4 separate regions of the Homo sapiens genome follow, and all the other regions are linked to region 1. Evidence: chromatin contacts called from ENCODE Hi-C data. All regions are on one chromosome and are shown on one strand. The core of a region is the stretch at or near the end of the contact, and the rest is flanking DNA. Distances in the headings are between cores, read along the strand shown. Region 1 holds the start of CD96 (CD96 molecule). Region 2 holds the start of LINC01990 (long intergenic non-protein coding RNA 1990). Region 3 holds the start of BBX (BBX high mobility group box domain containing). Region 4 overlaps GAP43 (growth associated protein 43).

Region 1 (6,681 bases), core at 3,434-5,933:
GGAAAACAGCAAGGGAATTGGGCATTATAAGATAGTAGTTGATGGGACCTTGGCCTATAGGTGGACTGTTCCAACAGCATATTTTTAAAGCAAGTAAGTTATAAGACATGGAGAGGAGGCTATAAATCCATACCTGTTGCTTGTTCTGGACAGCTCTATGCCCCCTTTAATATGACCTTCACGAGTTATTTTTTTTTCTTATATTACCAGGCCACTTTGCCCTGAGTTAGAACCAGTCCACTGCCAGTGCATTTTGCATCTGTTGGCTTTCACTTTCATTGTTTTCCATTAGCAGAAATGAAAATCATTTACTTTAGGACCAGGTAATTTAGGGCAGGCATTATTATAATCATTTTCCAAATGGGCTCAGAGAATTTACACCACAGGCCCCAAGTCAAATTTTATTTCTATTCAGAAAGGAGCTAGAACTTAAATCTAGGATTCCCACTTCTAAATGCAGGCCTCCAAAGTATGTTTGGTGTGAATGCTTCATAGTTAGCAGCTTCCTTTGTCCCTTTACCTGCCCTAGACTAAATATTGTATACCCAGAATCACTTTCATAAATTCACCCACAAACCTTCCTTTACCTTCCATCACAGTGAATAGCACCACCATTCAGGTGTGCATGCCAGACACCCAGATGTCACCTTTAACTTCTTTCTCTCCTTCCTTCATACTGCCCTTGTCTTATATTCTCTCTATGATCATATCTGTTTTATGCCCAATGAACAAAATTTGCCATTTTCCTTCTATATCTACCTGAACTACCACTCTCTCTTTTCTGGGCTACTGAGGTGGTCTCCTGAGTTGTCTCTACCTTCTCCTTCTTGTCCATCTTCACCTCATTTTCACATGAAAGTCAGTATGACTTTTTTTTTTTAAACAACACAAATACAGTCAGCCTATAAATGTCATGCCATCCTTTTGTTGGAAATACTTCCATGTCTTCTTATGGTTCTGAGATCAAAATAGAAACCTTTTAAAAGGGAAGCTGACCAGGTCCAACATGATCTGGTCCTTACCTGCCTTATCCTTTAATTGCTGTATTGCTGTCCCACTGGCATTTTCCCATTTCTTCAAACACTCCAAAGAGCTTCATGCAAGCTCTTTTCTCTCTCTGGGATTACTCACAATCCCACTCTGCCTCAGCCCCACCTCCTAAATTGTGGTAGTGTCTACTCATTCTTTAGACTTAAGCTATGGTGTTAATTTCTAAAGGACAATTTCAATGGCCTCTGTGATGTGCTCCTTCACAAGACTGTTACAGTATTTATTATCGACACTTATCACTGTTGCAAGTTTACATTTATTTACTTAAATGCTGTGGTCACTTCCTGTCTCTCTTATCAGACAGTAGCTCTTTCTGCTCAACCTTTGTATGCTGAGCACCAAGCCTAACCTTGCTTTTCTTAAAATGTACATTTGTTGAATGAGAGAGAGCTGAATGAAAGCACATCCCTCTACCAGTTATGCTTACCGTGTGTCTGAATGAGAAGGTTGTAGATTTTAGTCTGAATGCCCTCTGGATACAGAACAAGCATACACTCGTACCTTCCACTGACTGAACAAGACATATTCCTTAAGTGCAGAGTCCATTTTGACCCATTCTCAGGAGTTTCTGTGAAAGTCACAAGTGACTCACAGGGTCTCCCATAGGCACAGTAGAAGCCGTATTGGGGATGATAGACAGCAATCAGGTCTATCTTATTGGTGACCTTGGACCATTGCATCTGCACGAAGAAGCCTACTGTCTGTGTTTGGCAGGTCAGGTTGACATCAGAGCCAAGTGTAGCATAAACATTTTCTTCTGTGTTGACTGTTTTTTCCCAAACTCCTGAAAAGAAAGAACATGAGCCATGAGTTTAAATAATTCACATAGAATGACGCTTAATTAAAAACCCTAGTCACTTCAGTAAGGTGAGGGGAGCAACTGAGGAAATTTCTCCCTGGCTGCTTTAGGAATAGAGTAGAGCTTGTGTCTCACTCAGATAGAGATGCATGAGACAATATAAATGAGGAGGCATTTACGTAGAGAAGCTAGAGGTAATTACTGACTTCTAAATATTTATCTATGTGTTGGTCTGACCAAAATATAATTGAAGGTTTCAGACTACCTGTGAATAAAATTAAGCCTATTTGAAAATTGAAGCACACCAGCAAACTTAGTATGACGATTCTTCTTACGTTTAATATAATTGGCTTTTTGGGTTATAAAACGACAGCTGAATATAATACACACGTGATGCTTTCTGAAACTGCAAAAATAAATGATATGTGTATAGCAATTTCTTTGAAAAATACATGTTTACAAGGGCCTTTCATATCTTATCTTGTTTAATCCCCCTCACACGCCATAGGTGATGTTGTTAACCCCTTTTTATGAGGAAGAAACTGGGCCACAGAGAGATGAAACAGTATGCTCAAAGTCACACCTCCAGGCCTGGCGCAGTGGCTCACGCCTGTAATCCCAGCACTTTGGGAGGCTGAGGTGGGCAGATCATGAGGTCAAGAGAACCAGACCATCCTGGCCAACACGGCAAAACCCCGTCTCTACTAAAAATACAAAAATTAGCTGGGCGTGGTGGTGCACGCCTGTAGTCCCAGCTACTTGGGAGGCTGAAGCAGGAGAATCGCTTGAACCTGGGAGGCGGAGATTACAGTGAGCCGAAATCATGCCACTGCACTCCAGCCTGGCAACAGAGTGAGACTCCATCTCAAAAAAACGAAAAACGAAACAAAACAAAAAAAGTCACACCTCCAGTAAAAGAATGAATTCAGTTGCCCAGAGTCTGTGGTCTTTCTATAACCCTCATAAGTATAACAGTAAAACTCCAGCCAAGGAAGACAAAGAGACCTTTAGAGACCAAAGAGAACTTTATTTAATTCAGGCATCCAGGCCCACAGCAGACTCATGCCCAAAATGGCTGCTGACTCTGACAAAGAAAGCAGGCTTGCTTATATGTCGTTTGAGGTGGGAAAACAAGGCAGGATACAGGTTTCAGGCAAAGACAGTAAATTATTTAACCCGTGACAATTCTGAGAAAACTTACAATTTAGTTATCTTAACCAGTCAATCTTGAAGCTAGACAGAGATGGGGTAAGGTAAAACAGGAGTTACAGAAATATGTGGGGGTCTGGGGGCAGGCAAGAAGCTTGGAAGGTTGAGATAAGCTCACAGCTGCAACTTGTTAGCAATGCTGGGAGGGGCTACTTAAATTTCTTAGCCTACATATAACTTCTAAGTAACCTATACTTAATGTTAACTATTACCTATGTTATGCTTATTATTTTAAACTTTATTATTACTTATTTTATTTTATTTTCCTTCCACATAACTTCCAAACTGTCTCCCAAATTCAGTCTAGTTGATTAGAGTAAGAAATTTCACTTTCAATATACAAGGATTGAAAGGACCTCATCTAACCTTAGGTAGAGGTTCCACTTAGTATCACCTCTAATCGATGGTCTGAAATACTAGACATAAGTAGAGTCTCTTTCCCATCAGCAGTCTGACTGAGTGATACAGGACACTTAAAATGTGTTAAGCATTGAGACTGTGACATGCCTTCAATAGTGTTGGCCTCAGTTTTAGAATTAACATGGAATCCTGTTACAGAAATGATATATATTATTGTGACAAGTACCACTGAAGCTCACAAAAGGAAAAGATAAAAAGATGACAAGCAACTGAGAAGAAACAAGCCTCTTAAAAGTAAAAGTACTTGACAAATGGGAATTATCATACTTCTGTGGATGCAAAAGTTTGGTAGGCAGAGGTTAGTACAGTTTAATGTAACTTCCTGTGAGCTATCCTTTGCCTGAAAATATGGCTCTGATCCTATCTACAGCATTATATTCCAAATCTCTTTTGATTTAGAAATTCTCCTTAATATTTTCATAGCTATGTCTGAAAAGCACAGTTAATTCTTAAGACACTCAGGCTTACTATGATACTCTCATACTGTGGAATACAGAACTAATCTTGCTTCCTTCTCTTTTTAAATAGGCCCATTAGGCTCTCGTTCCCACTGTCATAAGGATTCCACTTTGTCTCCCAGGTTCATACCTACACATGCCTCATTAAAATTCAACGTGTTTTCAACTCCCAAAGACCTTAGTATTTGGATGAGAAATACTTGTTATATCCAAAAGAAAGAGAGTACTTGAGAGAGAAAAAAGTTAAACAAGGATCTCTGAGCGTTGATGGCTTTGTAATTTTTAATTTTTCCGCAGTTGTTTTGGCTACCATTTGGAGAGCATTTCATTTCCAAGAAACACAATTTGCCAATTACTCCAGAGATCCTGTTAGAAAGGAAATGGGTGAAAATGCCTCAGAGCAGTGGCACAAATGACCCATTCCCTTCTTATTTTTAGTGTTCATTAGTAATCATTTCTAGATTCTAGCATCTCTCTTATACCTGCCGCTTAAATACATAACTGAAACCCTTAGTAATGATTTGTCCTTTGGTGATCAATTTCAGCAGCAGTCACAAGGCATTTTAAATGAACAGAGGCCCCATCCGCCCCTAAAGCGGCCCATCCGACAAGAAGGGACAACTGGAAGTCTTACCCTTGACAAAATGTATCTGGATGATGTAATAGACAGCACAGTATTTCCATTTTTTCTCCATTGTCTTCTGAACACCTTACACCAGCATTTCTGTAATGATCACAAAGTCAATTGATGTTTTCAAGCAAACTCCAGCCACCCACTTCGTGCTAAAAAACCCGAACTCTACCACACACGCCTGGGTCTGTTTATCACTTGGCAAGCCCCCAGGAAATGAAACGTAGACAGGAAAGTAATGTGGTTCAGGACTGAGTATAACGTTCGACAGAACAATGTTGAAATTGTTCTCTGAAATTTGTGTATCACCTTATTTAAGAGACTTTTCAGTATCCAAAGAGTCTCTTATTCAGGATCTCTGTGTCAGTCAAGCTGCGTCTAAAATCCAAACAAAGGATATCACGCAGAGCAGTTGGCAATGTGCTTTTTATACATTTTTTTCAAGAGCACAAAGTCATTTAACAAATGTGAGCTTGGTGTTTTTCATAATAGTTTTTCTGTTCAATCTTAAGATATGTTTTCTTTCCAGAATTGCCCTGGGGTGAAAGAACAAAGAATTAACACATTTAATTTTAATAAAATCTGAAAAGTAACAGGGAATAGTGTCAGCTATCAAACCAAATTTTATTGTCTCTCCTCTTGCAGGGAAATGCACATTTCCTGGGAGTGGAGGAGTGAGGGCTACTTTTCTACCCCTCGTCTGGGAAGACGAGGGAAGGTTGGAGGTCAGATAGGGAAGTCTCCCACCAGGTTGGCTGGAGGCCATTTTTGTTCACCACAGAAGAGTTTATCCATGCCTAAGCCAAAGCAAGGCAGTAACAATCAGAATCCAAAGGCAGAGAATTCCCACCTCAGTGAGCTATTAGGCTTATTACATCTGCCTAGTTACTTCTATTTACAGAGAACCGCAAACAGGTTTCAGGAAAGTGACCCCTTGGTAAAAATGTCTGGCTATTCGTAGAACACGATGACTGTTCCCTGCTATGATTCTCTGATTTAATTGTATTAGTTTTTCAGCCTGAGATAAAATAGGCTGTCATCACCCTCCAACATTAAGAAAACAAGCATTAGACTGAGGACTACTGTAAGTTTGATGGACAAAGAATAACTACAAATAAACATGTGTGTCTTCATACAACCGTATGAATGATTAAAATATCCTGTGACCCTAATCTCATTACTAGAATATACGTACCACCTAGCAAGACCAAAGACAAATGAAAAGGCCAGTTGTAATCCTGAGATGGGAATTCTTTTCAGGTGAGGTGGAGATAATTTTCGTCAGGTTGTCATCATGTATACACCAATCTCTCCTATGCAAGGACTCGTGGTGAATATGGACGATGCTAAGACAGAAGGAAATGCTTTTGCCATTCAGGAGATTAAATTTAGATGGGAGAAGAGAGGTTTTCATGTAAATAAACAAGGGCGACTGTCTTCCTGGACGTCCAGATCACCCCCTATACCACCACTGCAAATACTTGCCATGATAATTGCCATACTTATTCAGTATTCCTCAGCTAATGATTTCTTGCAGAATTTAGATGTAGTTACTGCTTGCCTAGTCCAGTGCTCCCCAAACCTTTATTATCACCCCTTCCCAACTTCCCATGAGTTTCAGGTCACTGGGGATATTGGGTCAGGTAGTACTGACAGTGATTTTCCAGGGAAGGCCTGGGAACTCAAAGTCCTTTATAGAAGGTCAGGAAGAGACATAACTGCTCTGGGTAGCTTCATCTCTTCCCATTGCCCCTGGAAATTCTAGTAAATCAAAGTTTTATGAAGCATAGCAGCAAAAATAGTCCTGGAGATGCACTATGAAGATCCTGATTTGCACGTTGGTGTCCCTATTAAATCAGGACACATTACAAGCCTGGAGAAGGGATTCTATGATCTCGTTCCATTTTTCATATTAAGAGGAATTTACCTAAGTAGAAACCAATTCAAATATACATTTATTGAATTCTCTAAGAACAATACCCTCTTTGGGGTATTTAGACTTCTCCTATCTTTTATTGTATTAAAGTGAAACAGTTGTTCCAAAAAAGTCTGTAAACTCAGAAACATGGAAATGGTCGTTTATTTTCCAGTGCTACAGACTTACTTTCAGTAGA
Region 2 (6,682 bases), core at 3,375-5,874, 4.1 Mb after region 1:
TATTATATTAAATGCGAAATAAACCCTTCTAGAGATGCAGATTCCTTATCATATGAGATCAGTTTGTTAATTTGAGACCATTTGTCAAGGAAGTGGTCCATGGGTATACCTATTTGTGCTCCAGAGGTTCTGTAAATATTTATCAATTACCTTTTGAATTTTGCATAAATATACACAATGTGCTTTATTCACTAAAGAGTTGACCTGACATGGAAAATTTATTCAAGCAAAATCTTTAAGTGGCTAGTCTTGGGACACCCTCATGGTCCCGGATGGTACAGAAAACATTTGCCCACTCATAAGCTTCTAGCAGTATGAAATTGTGCAATAAGTACAAGTGGGGAGGTTGGATAAAACAGGACTCCTCTACATGTCTGGGAGGCCATTCCTTGGCTCAGAGTCTGACACATAATGGATGCTGAAAAAATATTTGTTGAATAAATGAATGAATGATCCAGTAGCTGTTTTGAAGGCCTTATCTACTCTATTGCTCCATTAATTGTCTCTAACCCTCAACAACTTGTACTGTCACCAATGGGGAAGAATGTAGGGACCTCCTTCCCTAATAAATGTAAACAGCATACATACAATTATAATTTAGCTAAAAGCATTAATACAAATGGAAAGAGCAAATACAGGGGTTGATTGACAAAGTGACTAAAGCTGATACGAGCTCACCAAAAGGAGAGACAGAAGGTTGAACTGTGATAAGCTAGAACTGGAAGGTCCTGGATCCATGGATATTTAAACTATTTGCTCAGTTCAGTTTAGAACAATTCAACAGATTCTATGTGTTGGGAACTGGGACATAGTGTTAGGTCCCCGGATTACAAGGTGTCTGAAAGTCAGGAAACAGTGTGTACTTATATTTAAACATTATTTTAGTTACATTTTCAAATCTGCTTAGTATGTTTTTCCTCATTCTCCAGAAAAGTTTCCAGAAGTTTAAATACCTCTAAATTTAAAGTAATGGGGTAATGTGAAAAAGTATAATAAATACACTATGTTTTCCTCTGTTTTCAGATTTTTTTGACATTCCGTAGTATATGACAAATGGACATATTGCTTTAAACATACTGAAGGTATTATTTGAAAATGTAACATTCTATTTAAAGTAAGTTTAGCCTCTTTCCTAAGTTTTCAGATACACTAAACAAAGTTTACATAGACAGATTCCTCAGGAGCTCTAGTGAGAAGAGAAGGATATGGAAAAACTCCTTATACAGATTAAGGATATGGAAACAACTCATTATACAGATTAAGAGCCATAAAAGAGACTATGTAAGGAACAGAAGAGGTCTGCTGCACAAGCACGAGGTTATTGCTCTGTGGGAGGTAGCAGAGGGTCAGGAAAATTCACATGTGTGGTGCTGTCTGAGCAGAGTTTTGGGAAATGAATGGCATTTTCCAAGAGACAGGTGTGGAAGGAAGGCCAGGCAGAGGATGGGAATAATGCAAGAACACAAAGCAGGGGACAGCACTATATGTGCAGAGGACTACAGCGTGTTTAGTATTGCTTAAAGTTTGATGAGAGGCAGAATTGTGGGTGATGAAAAGTAGTAATATCATGTAATATTTTATCTGCCTTCTTCATAAGTCTAATTTTAATTTTATCCTGTAGAATGGATGGGAGATCAGCAAATGATTTTAGGTAAAGGAAATAATTTGCTCAGAGTTGTTGAGAAAAGGCAGTAGTCTGCATGGTTCTCTCTTTCTTTCTTTCTTTTGAGAGAGGGTCTCTCTGTTGCCCAGGCTGGTACACAGTGGTGCACTATGGCTCACTGCAGCCTTGACCTCCTGGGCTCAAGCAACACTCCCATCTCAGCCTCCTGAATAGCTGCACTACAGGTGCACACCACCACACCTAGGCCGGAGTGCAGTGGCATGACCATGGCTCACTGCAGCCATGAATTTATGGGTTCAAATGATCCTCCCACCTCAGCCTCCTGAGTAGCTAGGACTACAGGATGCACCACCATGCCCATTTTTTTTTCTTTTTGCAGAGATAGGGTGGGGGTGGGGCTGGGGGTTGCGGGGGGGGGAGTGATGGATTGTCTGTGTTGCTCAGGCTGGTCTTGAACTTCTACTATCCTCCTGCCTTGGCCTCCCAAAGTGCTGGGATTACAAGCATGAGCCACCATGCCTGGCCCCCATTTTCCTTTATAATATTAGCGTTCTTACCAGGTAACATGAGCAGAAATGAAATAATCGAGTTTCACACGGTTTCTCTCTCCCTCTGGGAGAGAAACTAGATTAACAGTCAAAAATCCAGAAGGCAAGCAATTTGAAGGGGAAACTAAGGATAATCAAGATTTGACTGTACACTTTTTGTAACTGTTGAATTATTTACCTTCTTTGACTCCTCCTGGACTGAGCCAATGTAGTCTGGATAGTAGAAAGGACCTTAGCCAAGAAACCAGGAACAGCCTCTCTGAATCTCTTTCTGCAATTGTGTGTTTCCAGAAAAATTGCTTCTTTGAGTTTGTTTTCTGATCAGGAAAATGAGGAAGTTTGATTACATCAAGGCTTCTCAAGTTCTAATTCTATCACATTCACCTAAGGTGGTTCCAAAATATACAGATTCCCAGATCTGACTGAAGGACACATTGTAGAGGTTGGGCTGAGGTCTCTGTATCAGACTGGGCGTAAAGTGTAATGTCCTGTCCTGCCACTTATTAACTGGGTGACCTAGAGTAAGTTACTTCATGACTCGTATATTTCTCATAGGTAAAGCAGGGATGATAATATCTCTACTTCATATGTCCCCGGGAGGGTAAAATGATAGAATCCTTTTTAAGTAGCAAGTATATTGCCTGTCACATATTAATCATTCAACAGATGTTATATATTATTTGTATAGCCCACAGTATTCACTGTGTGTGTGTGTGTGTGTGTGCGCGCGCGCGTTTGGTGCAAGGTAGACGATCCATAAGTATCTGCTGCGTAAATAAAAGTTGTTTTTTTTTTTTTAGCAACTTCTTTTGTTCTCAGATCTGAAATGATTAGCCCAGGAATTACTTCCCTAAAAAGGTAAAGCTAGTTTGAGAGAACTGCTTAAATGTGGCGCTCAATCTTTGCTATCTTAGACTGAGAGCCTCATGATAATTAAAAAATAATTTAAAGATGAAAGTCCTACTAGAGTGGGCGAGCTGATTACGAAAAGGAATGAGCCTCAGAGACTGTTAGCCGGATCCAGCCGGCCACTGCGTAATCCACTCCAGTGACTCTCACCTAGGTGCGCATCTCCATTTTATCTCACAAGATGCCGTGAAATTCTCAAAGTCATTGTAACTACAATTGATTTTGAATCACAAAAAAAGCAATATTCCATTTTCCGTGTTGTTGACCAAGCAGAAAACAGAACGTAACTTTTAAAACGCTTGAAAATCAGGGCTATCAAAAATAGAGAACTTCTATTCGCCATGAACTCGCTGATGCAAACAATCAACGCACACTGAACCGTGTGTTTTTCTGGGTGGTGGTGGTCCCTCGCCAAATAGTCAGCGTTTGGTTCTCCGCGTCTGTAGCGAGAGGAGTTACAGTTTGGTACCGGCAGGGAGGAAATCGCCTCGCAATCTCTGGAGGTGGCCTCCTAGAAAGATCGCCGGGAGGGGAGGAGCCCCGATTGTCCTGGAAGAAAAGCATGGCCCCATCCGGGAAGTCACAGCTTGCCGGGAGCCCAGGGCTGGCGGCTCTGGGTCCTGGAGGTGGCAGACGGCGGAGCAGCCGGCCTCGTAGCCCGGGCCTGCGCGCCTGGCAAGGGGCTCAGTGTGTGCGAGTGAAAGACGCACACCGGGCGGACCTGCGTGGGCTTCGGCCTCGCCCCGCCGCGCGCGGGGTTGCGGCTGAACCTGACCAGGGCTCATCCCTGCCCGGCGAGGGTAAGGGCGGCCCGGGATCCGCTGCTGCTCGGATGGGAGCCGCTCGGGGCCGGGATCCCTGGGCCTTGCGGGGGCGCGGCAGCCCCTCCCCCCGGAGCCCGCGCTTCCGCCCGAGCCCCGGCGGCGGCGGCGGTGACCGTGGCCCCGCCGCGCCTTCCGCCTGGGAGCTGCCGCCGCCCGCCCGCGCCCTTGTGCACCGCGCCCACAGGCCGCGGGAACCCAGAGCGCCCGGGCCCAGGGGCCTCTGCCGCGCGACTGAGACGCACTCCGAGCTGGACGTGTGGAAGGTTCGGCCAGCTCGGCGTTTCGCCCCCGCTGGGGATGGGCCACTGGGCACCTGCAGCCACCCAAGAGCGGGGAGTTGGCCGGGCCCTGGCCAGGGGCCGCCGCCACAGCGTACTGGCAGGGAGAACAGAGCTAGCTAAGCCTCCTTCCTCTCCCAGATTCCCAGGGAAACTGGACAGCCCGACGCCCAGAGCGGACGGGCGAGAGCCCCTGAGGTGCCAAGTGGACCCCGGTTCTGCTGCTGCCACTGGCCGATTGGGGACGCCGGCACTTGCGCTGTGGGCGTGTGGTGGGGCATTTCCGTTATCCTCTCGAAGACACCCCGCCACTATTCCTGCTCAAACAAGCACAGTCTGGTGTGCAAGCCGACCGTACCTCCTCCCCTCCCTCCTTTCTTGCACGCACCTTCGTTCGTCTATCTATTCTTACCTTCTTCCCCAGAGCGCCAAGACAAATGTGGACAAGAGTGAAGAAGTTAGGATACTGCCAAGTGTGTGTGTATTGGGGTGGGGGGGTAGTAATAAGCGGGGAGAAAGTGATGAAAATAAAATTAGAAATCCCAGAGTATGTAGCAACACACACACACACACACACACGCACACACACACGTTCCCAGCCTGTTAGCAATCTTGGCTATGTCCAAGTGGAAGCAAATTTTAATGCTCGGTCTCAGAAGAAAATTTCACATATACAGGCTTCAGAGGTAACGGGGTAACCGATAGCTTCCTTTTACTTCTCGGCATTTATTTTTGCTTTTCTGAAGCATAGTCCTATGTTTATTAAAGGGACCACAGGAGTACACGCTGTTTGAAAGCCATTCCTGGACACCACTGAGGCCGGCTTCCCAGGGAGCCTTTGTCGCCTCTGCAGCAGAGGTCACTGGACTCTCCTCAAGGTGTAATGTGAGGGAACAGGTGCCTCGGGGGCTTGGGAAAACACCACGCTGTGCTCTGATGTGTGTCCCCATCCCGGGAGAAGGCAAGTGCTTTGCATAAGGACCAGATGGGTTGCTGAATAGGGAGGTGGAAAACAAATAGACCCTTGGGTGTATCTTGAACCCCTTCAACACCCCCCCTTCCCCACTCCCCGCCTTCACCGAAGCAGTGTCAGAGTCCTCTTCGATCCAGCATGCTCTCCTACAATGGCGAAAAACTGCATTAAAACGAGGCAGTCGGAGCTGACTGCGGAAACCCATGTTCTTAGAGAGTCGTCTGGCTACTGCGTAGTCCTGGAATATTCTTTTTTTCAAAAGGCCTCTTCCAGTTGATTCCAACCGGGTTCGGGTTATTGTTCTCACCACCGATAGGGGGCAGCAGGTGTCCTGCGATGCCCCGGGGATGTGCGCGCAGACTGCCCTGCTGTCCCCGGGAATCCGACTACACTGAACGTTTGGGGCAGAAGCAGGAGCTGCTGCCTCTAAGTCCACCGCAGCAGCTGCCGGGACTTGGGCCTCCCAGCCTGGGCGCCTGGGGGGGGCTTGCCCTGTGCAAAGGGTGGGCGAAACCATCTGTGCACCAAGCCTGCCCCTAAACTTAGCGTACAGCATAGATAAATAAACTCAGTTGTATGCAAATGCTATAATTAAAATATACAGTCATTTGAAAGTACTGTAGGCTCTATTGGAGTTTTTAATTGTTTTTGAGTTTTCTCAATCAGTAGAGAATTTAAAAATACGGCTATCACAGTCTGTTTGGAGGGTGGTGGTCTGTTACGTTGAATTTTAAAAGGGCGTCTGTCCCTAGAAGTTGGGAACTACTGATCCACAGAATCGTTTGATAACCGTGGTAAAGATTCCGAGGCATCTCGGAAGGGAAACTGGGAGGACTGAGCTAGTCCTAGCAGGGTGTGTGTCCGCCCGCGCCGCGAGGCGTGGGCAACACAGCCCCATCCCGGGAGCGCGGAGCTATGGCAGCTGGGATTGGTTCAGATCGAGAGTCCTGAGGGGCTGGGATTTCCTGAAAACCTACTTCACTTGGTAAGCCAGAGCGCTTGAGTTTTCGGAATTCCCGAGGAAAGGTTCTATATATTCTCCAAATCCACATTTTCTCAGATATAAGCACTTTTTCCCTAAATTAAAAATATATTTGGGGTTTGTGGAGCAGTAATTTTTTTGGAAGAAAGAAAAATCCAATGTAAAAATGTAGAGACTAGCTATTATAGTCATCTCTAAATAGATTTTTGAAGTGATAACGGCTAAATTATCCAAATGAAAAAAAATGTGTAATAGTAGTAACAAGGCTGTGCCCCTACTTTATGAATCTCACGCACAATTAAAAACTCTAATCCCTGAAATACCTTTGGAAGGGAGGGAAGGATTACAGACTAATTATAGGATTTATAACACAACACTAAGATGTTTTCATTTTATTACAATAATGAACAAAACATTGATGATATCTACTTTTAATGTAATTCTTCCAACATCATAACAGATTTTAGAAATGCAACCATAACCACTAGAGAAGGGAAGAATTTCAATAGCACACTAAATTGTCAGAAATTTCATTAACATGGAA
Region 3 (5,808 bases), core at 2,224-4,723, 4.0 Mb after region 1:
ATCCTGCTTCCCTGTACGAACAGTTTGCATACTTACCCAGGAAGGCAAATGGAAAGTACACAGGGAGGAAGATGAACTGCGGCAAAGCCTTTGTCATATGATAGTGACCTATAAAGTATCAAATAAAGGTACATCATCAGTATAGTAGGGCTTTACAATAGTACAGTCCCAAGTCCTGTAACATCTATGAAGAGAAGGTACCAAAACCCAGGAGTCCAGCTCCCACTAACCCCTCCCCTTTCTCTACCACCCCCCGACACTGGAGAACTGTGGGAACAGAAGGCAAAGAAGCTCCCCGTATTGAAAGGGCAGAGGCTGGGGGGCAACCCAACTGGCATTCTAGGGTATCTCCCGTACCCTCGCTTCCTACTCCCCACATGTACAAAGCAGAAAGTTGATCCATTCTGCAAACGCAAAAACCACACCGCGATCATTCATCAACTTGCACAAGTGATCACCGCCCCCAGGACAAACACACCAGTAACCAAATCATAGGGATCGATAGGCAGCCCGAGCCTCGCCTTGCCCAGGAGACGGCGGGAGGTGCCACCGCGGCGGCAGCGGGTCCAGGTATCGAAGCCCTCAGCCTTTCAGACCTGGGCGGCCACTGCCGTCTCCCAAACACCCAGCCCGGGTCACAATCCCCAGATTGGAGATAGGAACCGACCAGGGAAAACACATTCGCCAAAGCCCACAGCGGCAAGTGCAGGGCCACCAGGTCTGCGAGGTCGGGGTGGGGGGAGCTAGGAAACAAGGAGGGAGGAAGAGAGCGAGGGATCCCACCCCGGCTTTGTTGCTGGTCACCATCAAGTTTGCATCTTAGTACAAAATGTCGATCTTAAAGGCTGACAAGACAGAGGCAGAGGCAGTGGGAGAAAGAGAAAGGGAATAGAGTCCATCTTGCTTTGGGAAAGAGGGGGGAAGAAAAAATGAAGTGCAAATACCACACTCCGGGCGTAAAAGTCTGCTAAACACCTTTCCATAACGGAGGAGCAACGAGTGGGGTGTCCCCGTGCCCGTGCCTGCTCGAACTGGCGGCGGTCTGGGCAGAAAACGCCTCCCTCTCCTCCTCTTCCTCCTTCTTCCCCTCCTCCTTCTCCCTCTCCTCCTCCTCCTCCCGCGGGCCCCGGCGAAGATCCCGCCGCCACTGCCTCTGCCTCCGCTGCCCCCCAGGGAGGCACCGCCGGCGCCCGGCCCGGCGCTGCCATTCCGGGCTTGGACCGCGCGGCGCAGAGCGCGTGGGGCCGGACCCGGGGTGGCCGCGCGGGGACGTCGGCGCCGGGGACCCCCGGCGCCCCTGGGCCGCTGGCTGCCTACAAAAGTCGCGCGAGCAGAGGTGGCGGCGGCGCGCAGGGGCGGGGGGCCGCGTGGGGGCCCCCACGCCGCCAGTGGGCAACCCCAGGAGATGGCGAAGAACGCCCCTCCCCGCGCGGGGAAAGTACCCCAGTCCCAGTCAGCCACCCCGGGAACGGCAGCCCGGCGTCCGCGGCCGGGAGAAGAGAACTGGACGTGTCATTAGCAGGACAGGCAATGGTTTCAAAGCCCCAGGCCAATGACCATTAGCAGAGGCAGAGCTCGCTCCGTCCCCATCCCCCACAACCTCCACCCACCTTCCCCTTCGCCCCCCCCCCCACCTCCACCCCACCTCGCGAAACTTTTCAACAAGATCCACCTGGACTAATTTGTCCACAGACAGTTAAAATATTGACTAGACCCTACACACTGGGAAGGAAGGGGAATGCACGCTTTATTTTCCTTCCTACAGAAAGGAAAGCAAAAAATAGCTTCTCTCTCTGTCTCTCCCTCTCCCCCCCCCCCCCTCTGTCGTACATGTTGTGTCTTAGCTTTTTGCATCGTTTCGTTTTACCTTCCTCATTTAGCAGAAATGATCGCGGCTATTTCACACATAAACGTGTTCCAGATTCTGGGATTCAGGGTCCTTGTAAATTACAGGACTCGGGTTCGGTCTCAGTTATGTTAAGTTTCATACAATACCAAAAAATAAATAAAATATGATAATAAATTTCAGAGGGTGAGTGAGCGAGACGAGGTGGAGGAGGAAAAGAAACCTCGAGTCTGATTTCTGTAATTTACTAGCGACCCGGATCGCAGCAAATAACAGTGTAACACGAGTGTGGCTTAAGAGGGCTAGGGAGCTCTTTCTAGAGGCATCGACCCCATCCCCGGATAAAGGATCTGCAAGTTTTCTGTCATCGCGACCAGGCAAAGCCGTAACTTACCTTCAGAAATAAGACTTTAAACGGCCAAGGCCTTCCTCCTCCCCTCCACCACCACCCTCAGCCTCGCTCTCTCCACCTTAAACTTATTGACACAACATAATCCCACATTCAAGCAAAATCCTGACACAGCCTCCCTCCTCCTCTTCCCCCTCCTCTCTTCCCTCCCGTTCTCTCTCTCCCTCTCTCTCTGTCTCCCTCTCTCCCCCCCCTTCCCTCCCTCTTCTCTCTCCCCTTCTCCCTCGCCCTCTTCCCCCTCTCCCCCTATTCTTCCTCCAGGCTACTCTGGCACTAAAACAGCACTTTCTCTACTCGCCGCGCATTTGGGTAGGGGTGGGGGGTGAGAGGGCACTGATCTGCGGGGCCGGAACACCCAAATCCCAACTCTCCAGATGAACGAGCAACTGGGCTGCTGTTCCCGGTCACCAACGCAGACGAAACGTTCAATAAATCCACCGAAGGCTGGCTCCTCGTACCTTCCTCCACTGCCCCTGCTCCCCAGGCCCCACCTCCCCGGCAGCCGAGACCAGGCAGGGCTCCACGTACTTTCGCCGAGATGAAGTTTGGGGCTCCCCGGGCGGCCACGAGCCGCCCGCCGGCGTGAGGGCTCTGTTGTTGTTTTCCTGGGGCCGCTCCAGCCCGCGCCCCGGCGCCCGTGCCCCTCTCAGGCGGCGCTGCCTGTGTGCCGAGAGGTGCTGGTTGCAAACGCAGCCTGGCACCGGCTGGCCTACTACTCCCCAGCCCGGCCCCCAGCCTCCCGCTCGCAGGGCACTGCCTCAGCGCCCCCCGCCCCCCGGCCCCAGCCGGCGCGGCCGCCGCGACCCTCGCCCCCGACCTCTCCCGACCCAAAGTTTTGGCGGAGGGGGAAAGTGCCCAGGGAGCGGGCCGGCTGGCGGCGGCTCCGGACGCGCGGGGTTCCCTCCGTCTTCCTCAAGTCCACCCTACCGGCTGCCGCCGCCGCCGCCGCCGCCGCCGCCGCTGCTCCTGCCGCGGAGTCCTTGGGGCTGCAGCCCGGCGGCTCGCAAGTGAGTAGGAAAACAGAAAGTGAGGGGAGTGCGCCCAGGGAGGGCTGGGGATGGGGGGCGCCTACCTCGCGGGCTCGCCGGGCGTGAGGGCGTGTGTGTAGCTAGCCCTCAGCGGCCAGTCAGGGTTTCTCTATGGGAAAGTGGAGAGAAGCTCGCGGAGCCGCTCTGCCTCCGCTTCACTGTACACTGCTCCACATACAGTACATGCAACCCGGAGAGACTGAAAACACTCATTTTATATAAGGCAGCCTGCCATTGGCCCGCGCAGTGACGGACAGGCCGCGCAGCCAAACAAGAGGCCCGTTACACCCAAACACACGCACACATACACACATTTTACAGAGACACACAAAGATCATCACATTTTCTATTTTCTAATGTTCGGGACCTGTAGACAGTAGGAGAGGACAGGTAAAGAGGCCCAGCAGAGTGGGGTAAAGGGGAAAACCCCTGTCTGCACCAAGTTGCAAGGCTTGAAACTGGTGTCCTTTTGACTTGGGAGGGTTATGGTAATAAACTACAACTCCACTGGATATGGAAGTGAGGGGGGTTTTTCATCGCTGCCTTTTGGTGCCCCATGGAAGAGGCCTGCATTGTGTTACGATTTTACAGCCTGACCCGGCTAACAAGTGGCCAAGAAAGGCTTTTATCACCTTGGATTTCTTTTGTCAATGGGTTAGCTATCACATAGGCCAAAATAGTGCAAGATAAGTTTATCAGGACTCTAATGCATTGAGGTTGTTAGTGCCTCATTCGTAGGTAGATTCAAAAAAATCAATATAACAACACACAAAGATAAACATTTTGCTGAAATAGCCAAACAACTTTTAACTGGTCAGTGGACTGCCATCACCTGTGTGGACATGCAAACTGTGCTGTTAGGTAAAATAAGTCATGGAAGATTGGCTATTGACCCTTAGCCTTCAAAACAGACCTTTGATTCAATATATACATGATTTATATTTTGCATATTATATATAAAAATATATGACTCTTTACATATTTCACATCTCATGTGAACATCATATGTTGCATGACTTTTGGAGATGATGAACCTCAGGACTGGTCTTTCTGATTGTTTTTCAACAATGCAACTTCAGAAGATTATATGAGACAGTTCAATACACATAAGTCAACAGGTTGGTGGAAAGAAGTCAAAGCTGGAAATTAGAAGGAATAAATTGTAGATTAAACTCTTTAACCAGCTGAGCAATCTTGAGCAAGTTACTTAACCTCTCCAATGCTCAGACTTGGTTTTGATTTTTAAGATTAAAATAAGAAGCTTTTCCAGATTCCCTCAATTAAATGTTTATTCAGCATCTACTATGTGTCAGGCATTATCTTAGGCCTAGATGTTTTCTTAGGGTTCCTTCCGTTTTAAGAGTTGGTGAATTATTCTCAAATACAAACATTTTGGAGATTACATAAACACTACGATTTTATGGCCTAGGTAAGTAGCTTTAAAACTTAAAGAAAACCCAACTAGGGCAACTTATTTCAGTTCCCCTTTTATTTCCTTGATGCTGTCTTAAGGTTTTTCTCTCGCATCCATAAAGTTGTTAAAAGAGTGTATGTGTGCATGTGAGCACTCCTGTGTAAGAGGGAGAAAGAGAAACAAAATCAGAAAAGTTTAAAAAGTTCAGAAAACAAAGTGGTATTTAGAAATGTGATGTTTATTTTTTTAGAAAAATCATTTTTAAAAGGAAAAGTATATAAAAAATCACAGCATTTTATTTTATTTTATTTTTGAGATGGAGTCTAACCCTGTAGCCCAGGCTGGAGTTCAATGGCGTGATCTCAGCTCACTGCAACCTCCGCCTCCCGGGTTCAAGAGATTCTCCCACCTCAGCCTCCCGAGTAAGCTGGGACTACAGGCACCTGCCATCATGCCTGGCTAATTTTTGTATTTTTGTAGAGACAGAGTTTCACCATGTTAGTCAGGCTGGTCTCGAACTCCTGACCTCAGGTGGTCCACCTGCCTCGGCCTCCCAAAGTGTTGAGATTACAGGCATGAGCCACAGCGCCCAGCCAATCACAGCATTTTAAACAGATAATATCAAAGTTTGTATTAGGGGTGGGCGCGGTGGCTCACATCTGTAATCCCAGCACTTTGTGAGATGGAGGCGGGTGGATGACCTGAGGTCAGGAGTTCGAGACCAGCCTGTCCAACACGGTGAAACCCCCGTCTCTACTAAAAATACAAAAATTAGCTGAACGTAGTGGTGGCACCTGTAATCCCAGCTATTCGGGAAGCTGAGGCAGGAGAATCACTAGAACCCAGGAGGTGGAGGTTGCAGTGAGTACAGACTGCACCATTGCACTCCTGCCTGGGGGACAGGGCGAGACTCCGTCTCAAAAAAAAAAAAAAAGTCTATTAATGGCAGTTTCATTTAGTTGACACAAGGAACAAAATGTTCTTTATCCACACTACACTGCTCTGAGGTCAGTGCTAAGTATTATCACCTCTAGTTTACCCATAGGAGAAATGAGTCAGGGACAAGTTATATAGCCTGCTCCATATTGCACAGAATGATAATGAAGAAGGA
Region 4 (6,261 bases), core at 3,170-5,669, 4.1 Mb before region 1:
GAGGATTTAAATTCAGCCTGAGTTCCTGAATTAAACATTGCTTTTTACTTGAACCAACTATTCGTGTTCCTTTTTTTCACAATTGTAGTGAGGTATATAAGGAAACCCCATCTAGAACTGTTTCACGCATGCCGTACAAATTGCTCTGAATCGAATGATACTCAGAAAGTATCATATTATTTATGCAGCATAGGTTGTGGAGAAAATGTATATGTTTGATGACTGTGTAGTTCATGGTACAAAGCAGCAGCACACCTCCCACTTTGTGGTTCTGCAGGGAGAAACACCGAACCCTTTGGAGCCATCAAAGAAAGAAAATTCCCTTTTATTTAGTTTGGAAACCAGGCAAGCAAATTTTACGACTCTTGAATTAATTCCTATGAACCTGCGTTCAGGGATTAATAATAATCTAATCTTTGAATGAAAGAATTTGGCTAAATTGGGTAAAAATAGGGAGATATTGTCTAATTCTGCAGTCTTGAGGTCAATGAAAATAACTTTCTACTTGACATATACAACACTATGAGACATGCCACAACCCTCTCATAAGTGATGTCACATGGCCCAAAGGGATGTACAGAGCACCAAATTAGTGAAACTCCAACAATGGGGAGCTTTACAGATGTGTTGCTGCATAAAAAGTCCTGGAGACTCTCCTGAGTTCAAGAGGTGATGTCACCACTCTTACCAGGATTCTGATTTACTTCTCAGAAACCAAGAATTTCCCATATTACTGTATCAGCTCAGAATTATACCCAAGACTAGGAATAAATGATTCCCAGAAAAATCCAGTAGCCAACTCTCTCTGTGGTTTGCAATTTGACAGTTACTACATAGAAAATTCCCTAATTTCTCCCCAAGCCAAATTTGCAATTCAAAGTCATATCAAAACCCGGTAAGCTGAACAAACCAAAGTTGCCTGATACCTCTGCAGCCTCTGGTAAATGAGTATGCATCTGAGTGACTATGCCATGATATGGAAGATATGGAAGCACCCAAGAAACATACAACAGAAGGTTTAAATCACTGCAGAGAATCAAGGCAATAACAGAAGTAGCTGGTGGCGATAGTGCAGTGGGTATGCAGGGAGGACCTAGACGAAGATTCTCCTTTTACCAAATGTCAGAAACTCTACCTAGAAGTACTATTCTCATATTTTAAGGTTTAAAACTGACAATAAAAGCTAACACTATAACATTCAATCTAAGAAGCTCTCTTCCTTAGTCTGTCTTCCACTCTGTGCAACATATTTTATCACAGTAAGCTAAAATCGAATTGTGGTTTCATTACAATATGCCCTTCCCCTTCCCCCCGACCCCCACCAAAAACAAACTTTAGACATTCCCATTGCTTATCAAGCTAAGAAAATATGCATTGCTTTGGCATTTGAGAAATTCATGAAATGGTCCCTATCTTCCCACTTCTCTTGTGAGCATGCCCTGTGGTTTGCAATTTGACAGCTCCCAGGTAAAAAAAAAAAAAAGCCCTAGTTTCTCCCCAAGCCAAACTTGCGATTCAAAGTCATATTGCTGGGTGCGGTGGCTCACACCTGTAATCCCAGCACTTTGGGAGGCCGAGGCGGGTGGATCACGAGGTCAGGAGATCGAGACCATCCTGGCTAACACAGTGAAACCCCATCTCTACTAAAAATACGAAAAATTAGCCAGGCTTGGTGGCGGGTGCCTGTAGTCCCGGCTACTCGGGAGGCTGAGACAGGAGAACGGCGTGAACCCGGGAGGCAGAGCTTGCAGTGAACAGAGATCACGCCACTGCACTCCAGCCTGGGCGACAGAGCGAGATTCCTCTCAAAAAAACAAAAACAAACAAACAAACAAACAAAAACAAAGTCATATCAAAGCCCGGTGGGCTTGACAAAGCAAAGCCAAGTCAAACCACCCTTTGGGTGACACTGAAGTTTGCCTGCCTTAGAAGAACCTCTGCCCAGTTATATCTTAGCAGCTTGCTCAACTCAGATGCTGCACAAAGGCACTTACAGCTAAATCTAGGCGTCACATGCAGAAGTGCAGGATAGAAGAGAGTGGTGAAAAAAAGCACAGAAAACTTGCTGGGTTCCAGTGGAAGGGCCAGACCAGTGAGCTAGCAGCATGCCAGCTGCACTCCCAGCTGCAAGGGAGTGCAATGAGCTGCAGCTGGGAGGACACTTGTGGAAGGAAAAACAGTTTTTTTTTTAACAATCTGAGTTGAGTAAATTGCTTATGTGTGAAAGAAACATTTTGTGGAACCAAGTTAAATGGTGCTAAGTCACTATACAAAGGATCACACCCTCCAGCTCAAGACACCTGTCTCTAGGGACTATTTCTAACAATCTTAGATCTGGATGAAGACAAGGCAGTGAAAGCTATCGAGATTAGCTAAGGGAGCACAGTGACCTGGCAACAGAAACAAAAAGGGCTTCTTAAATCCCCAGGGCTGTTCCCTCAGCAAGAAGGAAAGGCAAGGAGGACAGATGCTGTCTACAGCCTAGCCGTTCCACATGTGGACCAGCAACATCTGCACCACTAAGGGCAGTTTGGGCTGGCAATGCAGACTGTCACCCCGCCCAGGCCCACTGAACCAATATCTCCATTTTAACAAATCTTTTGCACATTCAATGATGAAATATACTGGCCCACAACACTCAGACTAAACACACCCGTTCTGAGAAATCTACAGTTCTTTTTGAATATCTCTTTAAATGAAAAGTTTCAGACAGTTTCAGAGGTGCCTCTATTATAAAATTCAGAGAAATAATCAGCAGCAAGAAGGCCAGGCCTGACATATCCCAACCTGACTCCAACTTTATGAAAGTCTCTTCACTTCTCTGGATCTGTTTCTTTGTCTGTACATTAAGGGAGTTGACTAGGAGATTTAAGACAAACATTCAAAGTGTAAGTTTGAATTGTGTGCAAATGTATATATGTTCTGTTTCCCTATTTCTCTAGAAAAGAAACATCTAAGAAGTTATCTGTGATCTTATTCTAGTATCTGGAATGGTATTTATAGGTATATAATTATAGGTACATAATTACTGGGAATTTTGGAATATGTATACAACATGAGGATCTCCAAACTGAGAGAGCACCAAACTTCTCCGCTGGCCAGCCTCCCATGTGGCAATACCCTTGACTCTGTACAGTTAAGGATGACTTGACCTGCATGCCTCTATGAACTGTTAAATAAACCACCTCAACAGGAAAGCAGACACCATCCTTTAGGCATCTAATTCCTACCCTCTCAGAATGCAGTAACAAACCCTTCATGATTCAGCAAAAAGCTAAACATTCCCCCAAAGCCTCTGCGATGAAAAAAGTGAAAGATTCTAAAGAAATGTCTCCCTTCACAAGTTTTAAAGCCAAGTTTTTAGCTGTGTTGAAAATCTGAATGGAACTCACTGTCCTAGTTGCGGGGGAGGGGGCTGCTAAAAATAAATAAATAAGATACGCGAATCACTGTTATCCTCTACCACAGTTGGCTTCAACCTATTTAAAAAGAAAAAGAGGTCAGAAAACAGAGAGGGAAGGTTCTAACCCTCATGAGCTTCCTACACTCATCACTGGCAGATGCAGTATTGTCTCTCTACAGCTCGTCTACCCTCGTGGGTCTCTTCAGTCATCAGCTTTTAGGGATGGGGACCCATTCTGACCCTAAGAAGCTTGCTGCCTGACACCTTGCCCCTCTTCCCTTTTCTCTCTCTCTAATATTTTATTTTAATTTTTCGCTCTCCTTTCATGTGGACCTGAAGCCACTTACAGCCTGTGACAAAGCCCATCACATCGTAGTGTTTAATGTTCATTCACATTATTGAATGAATGAACAAATGCATGCTGGTGCCATGTGTTTCCAAGCGAAGAGGAAATCTCACACCAAGTCTAAATTTGGCCACGTCTACAATCATCTCACTTCTTTCCACCTGCTTCGTTTACCCTCCCCCCCGAAAAAGAAACTTGTGTGCAATTGTCTATAGAACCTGCATTTCATAGTGAGAAATGGAAAGTTCAAATGAAAAAGCCTAGAAAACTTTTTAAAAATAGTAATAATCATGAAAGGCCATTGTTTTCCAAATGGGGTCTCTGGCCTTCACTCCTCAGCTGTTTGTTCCTTCCTGTGCTGTCTTCTAAAGACAGAGCATTGCTGTTTAGTTTCCAAAGGTCCGCTTTTGCTGACAAAGAAACCTTCCTGCCGGCCGCTCTTCCACTCCCCTGGCCCTGTTAGAGAAAGAGGCGCAAACAGCCCGAAGAATGCTAAAGTGCTTTTTGCCGCCTCCAAGCAAGGAAAAAGTGGGCGGTACAAGAAGGTTACTTCCAATTGACCCAGCTTTCTCTCCTCTTCCCCACCCGCTGCTTAACCTTGGCTGACCCAGGGCTGCTCAGTCCCCGGAAGCAGGCTGCGGTTGCTGCTGCGGGTGGGAGCTGAAGGCGAGCGGGCCAAGAAGGGCGAAGGAGAGAGCCCGGCGCATCGCCCCTGGGTGCCCTCCTCCCGCGGAGAGACCTGGGGCCCTGGGCTGACGCTTTTGTTCTCCAAGCCCCTGAAAGAAGCAATTATCTCCCAAACAAGAGATTGTGGAGATTCGTTAAAAATGAAAGCGAACTCCCGGGTGTTCGGGGAGCAAGAGGCCTCCCCGGAGGTCTGCGGAGTTGGAGGAGGAGCCCCGCGGACCCCAAGCGCCGTGTCGCTGCCTCTGGGGGGCTCTCCGTGCAGCGGGCGGAGGCCGCGCCACGCCCTGCGGTCCCCAGGGTCTCAGCGGCTGAGGCCACGCCCGCAGCACGGCCGCGAGCCCGCGCGGGTGGGGGCGCAGAGAGCCGGTGACTGACGGCAGCCGGGGAGAAACAAAGAGATGAGATCACACTGCAGAGCCGCCGAGGGAACGCCTAAAGAAGGCAGAAAATGAGACGCGAAAAGGGCCTCATGGAGTCAGAACGCAGAAGGTGGGGTAGGAAGGCCAAGGCAGAGAAACGAAGCCCTGACTTGGAGAAGGGAAACCAGGCAGTTTGTAAGCCCAAGAGTAAGAAGCAAAGTGGGGAGAAGGAAGACAAGCCAGAACCAGCCCTACTTAGGAAAAAAAAACCAAAAAAGTTTGCTTCAACCCTCTCCTCTCCTCTGCTGCCCGTCACGTTGTTCTCTAAACTCTGATGATTTGTGTCAGTTCTTTACATCGTATTTTGTTTTGTTTGAGTCTGGGGTCTAAGGATGGGCTTCAGAGTATCCCTGAAGTAGTGTGCAGTATGTTTGGTTTATATGATTATTTCAGTGTTGAATGCTCATAGCTTTTTTATATGTCTAAGGTATGTAATACCCCGAAGAAGGTTAACTGTTTCTAGGCCGCACCATTGTGGAAAAGAAAAAACAAATAGAAAACAGCTAACATGGAAATGTTACCAGGGATGAGGAATTTAGTAATACCTTGTCTCTTTGGTTAATCAGATTAATACCAGTCATCTAATCAAAATAAACATTTTTGGCTGGGTACGGCGGCTCACGTCTGTAATCCCAGAACTTTGGGAGGCAGAGGTGGGGAGGATTGCTTGAGCTCAGGAGTTCGAGGCTAGCCTGGACAACATAAGGCAATTGTGTCTACAAAATATATTATTTCATATATTATTAATATATGTTACATTGGTTTTGCCTGGGGCTCCTTGAGGCAAGTCACCAAAGGAGCAAGGCCAAATCTCATCACATAAGATTATTAACTAGAAAAGACTAATTTGTTCTAGGGCCATACTTGTACCTGATAGCTTCTCACCCAACTGTAAGTTGATTAAGGGCAGTGACCTTATCTGGTTTGTCATTTTAACAGCAGCTCCTAGCATAGTCCGTGGGACTTAGCAGGTACTGAAAAAATATTTGCGAAAGAAATTAATGAATTAACAAGTGAAAGATAGTCTTCTCCCCATCTCCCCATAAACTGATCAATACCCAAGAGGCCCGGGATCAGTTTCACCATCTGGTGGTAACTATGGGTAGTTGAACAAAATCTCACCCAGTGTTCCTTTCTTCGTCCTGGGGGTGAACACACACCTAAGCAGTCTTTCTCCTTAGACCTAAGCAACTCACCTCTCCTACACTTCCACTTTAGCTCATCGCTTGCTCACATAAGCCACTCATTTCCTCTTTTATTCTCTTTTTATCTGTTTTCTCTTTGCCCTCTCCCCACATGATGTTTCTTCCAACCTTTGCCCATCATAAGAAATCATTTTATCCATCCCTCCTTTCATTTATCTTGAGACTCTCATTATGACACAGAAGTAACTAATACAAAAGAGT

Evidence for each region. Hi-C counts contacts between places; a loop is a spot of excess contacts on that map. Pooled maps may share reads with other maps.
Region 2: a map of naive thymus-derived CD4-positive, alpha-beta T cell shows a loop between it and region 1 (8-fold over the local background). The contact joins the promoter of LINC01990 here to the promoter of CD96 in region 1. A Hi-C loop is called at or near these places in 1 of 168 maps with a recorded cell type or tissue (naive thymus-derived CD4-positive, alpha-beta T cell), 1 of 37 single-sample maps with no recorded cell type and 3 of 50 pooled maps.
Region 3: a map of naive thymus-derived CD4-positive, alpha-beta T cell shows a loop between it and region 1 (7-fold over the local background). The contact joins the promoter of BBX here to the promoter of CD96 in region 1. A Hi-C loop is called at or near these places in 3 of 168 maps with a recorded cell type or tissue (CD4-positive, alpha-beta memory T cell, CD8-positive, alpha-beta T cell and naive thymus-derived CD4-positive, alpha-beta T cell) and 10 of 50 pooled maps.
Region 4: a map with no recorded cell type shows a loop between it and region 1 (5-fold over the local background). The contact joins the enhancer-like site here to the promoter of CD96 in region 1. A Hi-C loop is called at or near these places in 2 of 37 single-sample maps with no recorded cell type and 3 of 50 pooled maps.

Annotation. Positions count from the first base shown.
Region 1 is chr3:111,540,199-111,546,879 of GRCh38, reverse strand. It overlaps CD96 (CD96 molecule), which reads right to left and starts at 4,683. Exons shown (of 14, transcript NM_005816.5): 1 at 4,571-4,683; 2 at 1,478-1,834. The coding sequence starts at 4,631. It overlaps LOC105374039 (a long non-coding RNA gene), which reads right to left. Exons shown (of 3, transcript XR_001740846.1): 3 at 4,877-4,945.
Region 2 is chr3:107,428,872-107,435,553 of GRCh38, reverse strand. It overlaps LINC01990 (long intergenic non-protein coding RNA 1990), which reads right to left and starts at 4,624. Exons shown (of 3, transcript NR_110039.1): 1 at 4,596-4,624. RefSeq lists an enhancer at 3,429-3,618 and a silencer at 3,829-4,078.
Region 3 is chr3:107,520,627-107,526,434 of GRCh38, reverse strand. It overlaps BBX (BBX high mobility group box domain containing), which reads right to left and starts at 3,473. Exons shown (of 18, transcript NM_001142568.3): 1 at 3,328-3,473; 2 at 37-108. RefSeq lists enhancers at 884-933, 3,807-3,856 and silencers at 1,134-1,343, 2,797-2,866, 2,977-3,066, 3,097-3,406.
Region 4 is chr3:115,657,054-115,663,314 of GRCh38, reverse strand. All of the region lies in intron 1 of GAP43 (growth associated protein 43), which reads right to left. Among named protein-coding and RNA genes, the nearest start is that of GAP43, 37 kb to the right of the region's middle. RefSeq lists silencers at 4,379-4,448, 4,629-4,858 and enhancers at 3,780-4,651, 4,652-5,524. Within about 2 kb of position 4,419, at least 35 of the 41 ENCODE cell types and tissues checked have a DNase peak (open chromatin) inside an H3K27ac peak, as active enhancers do.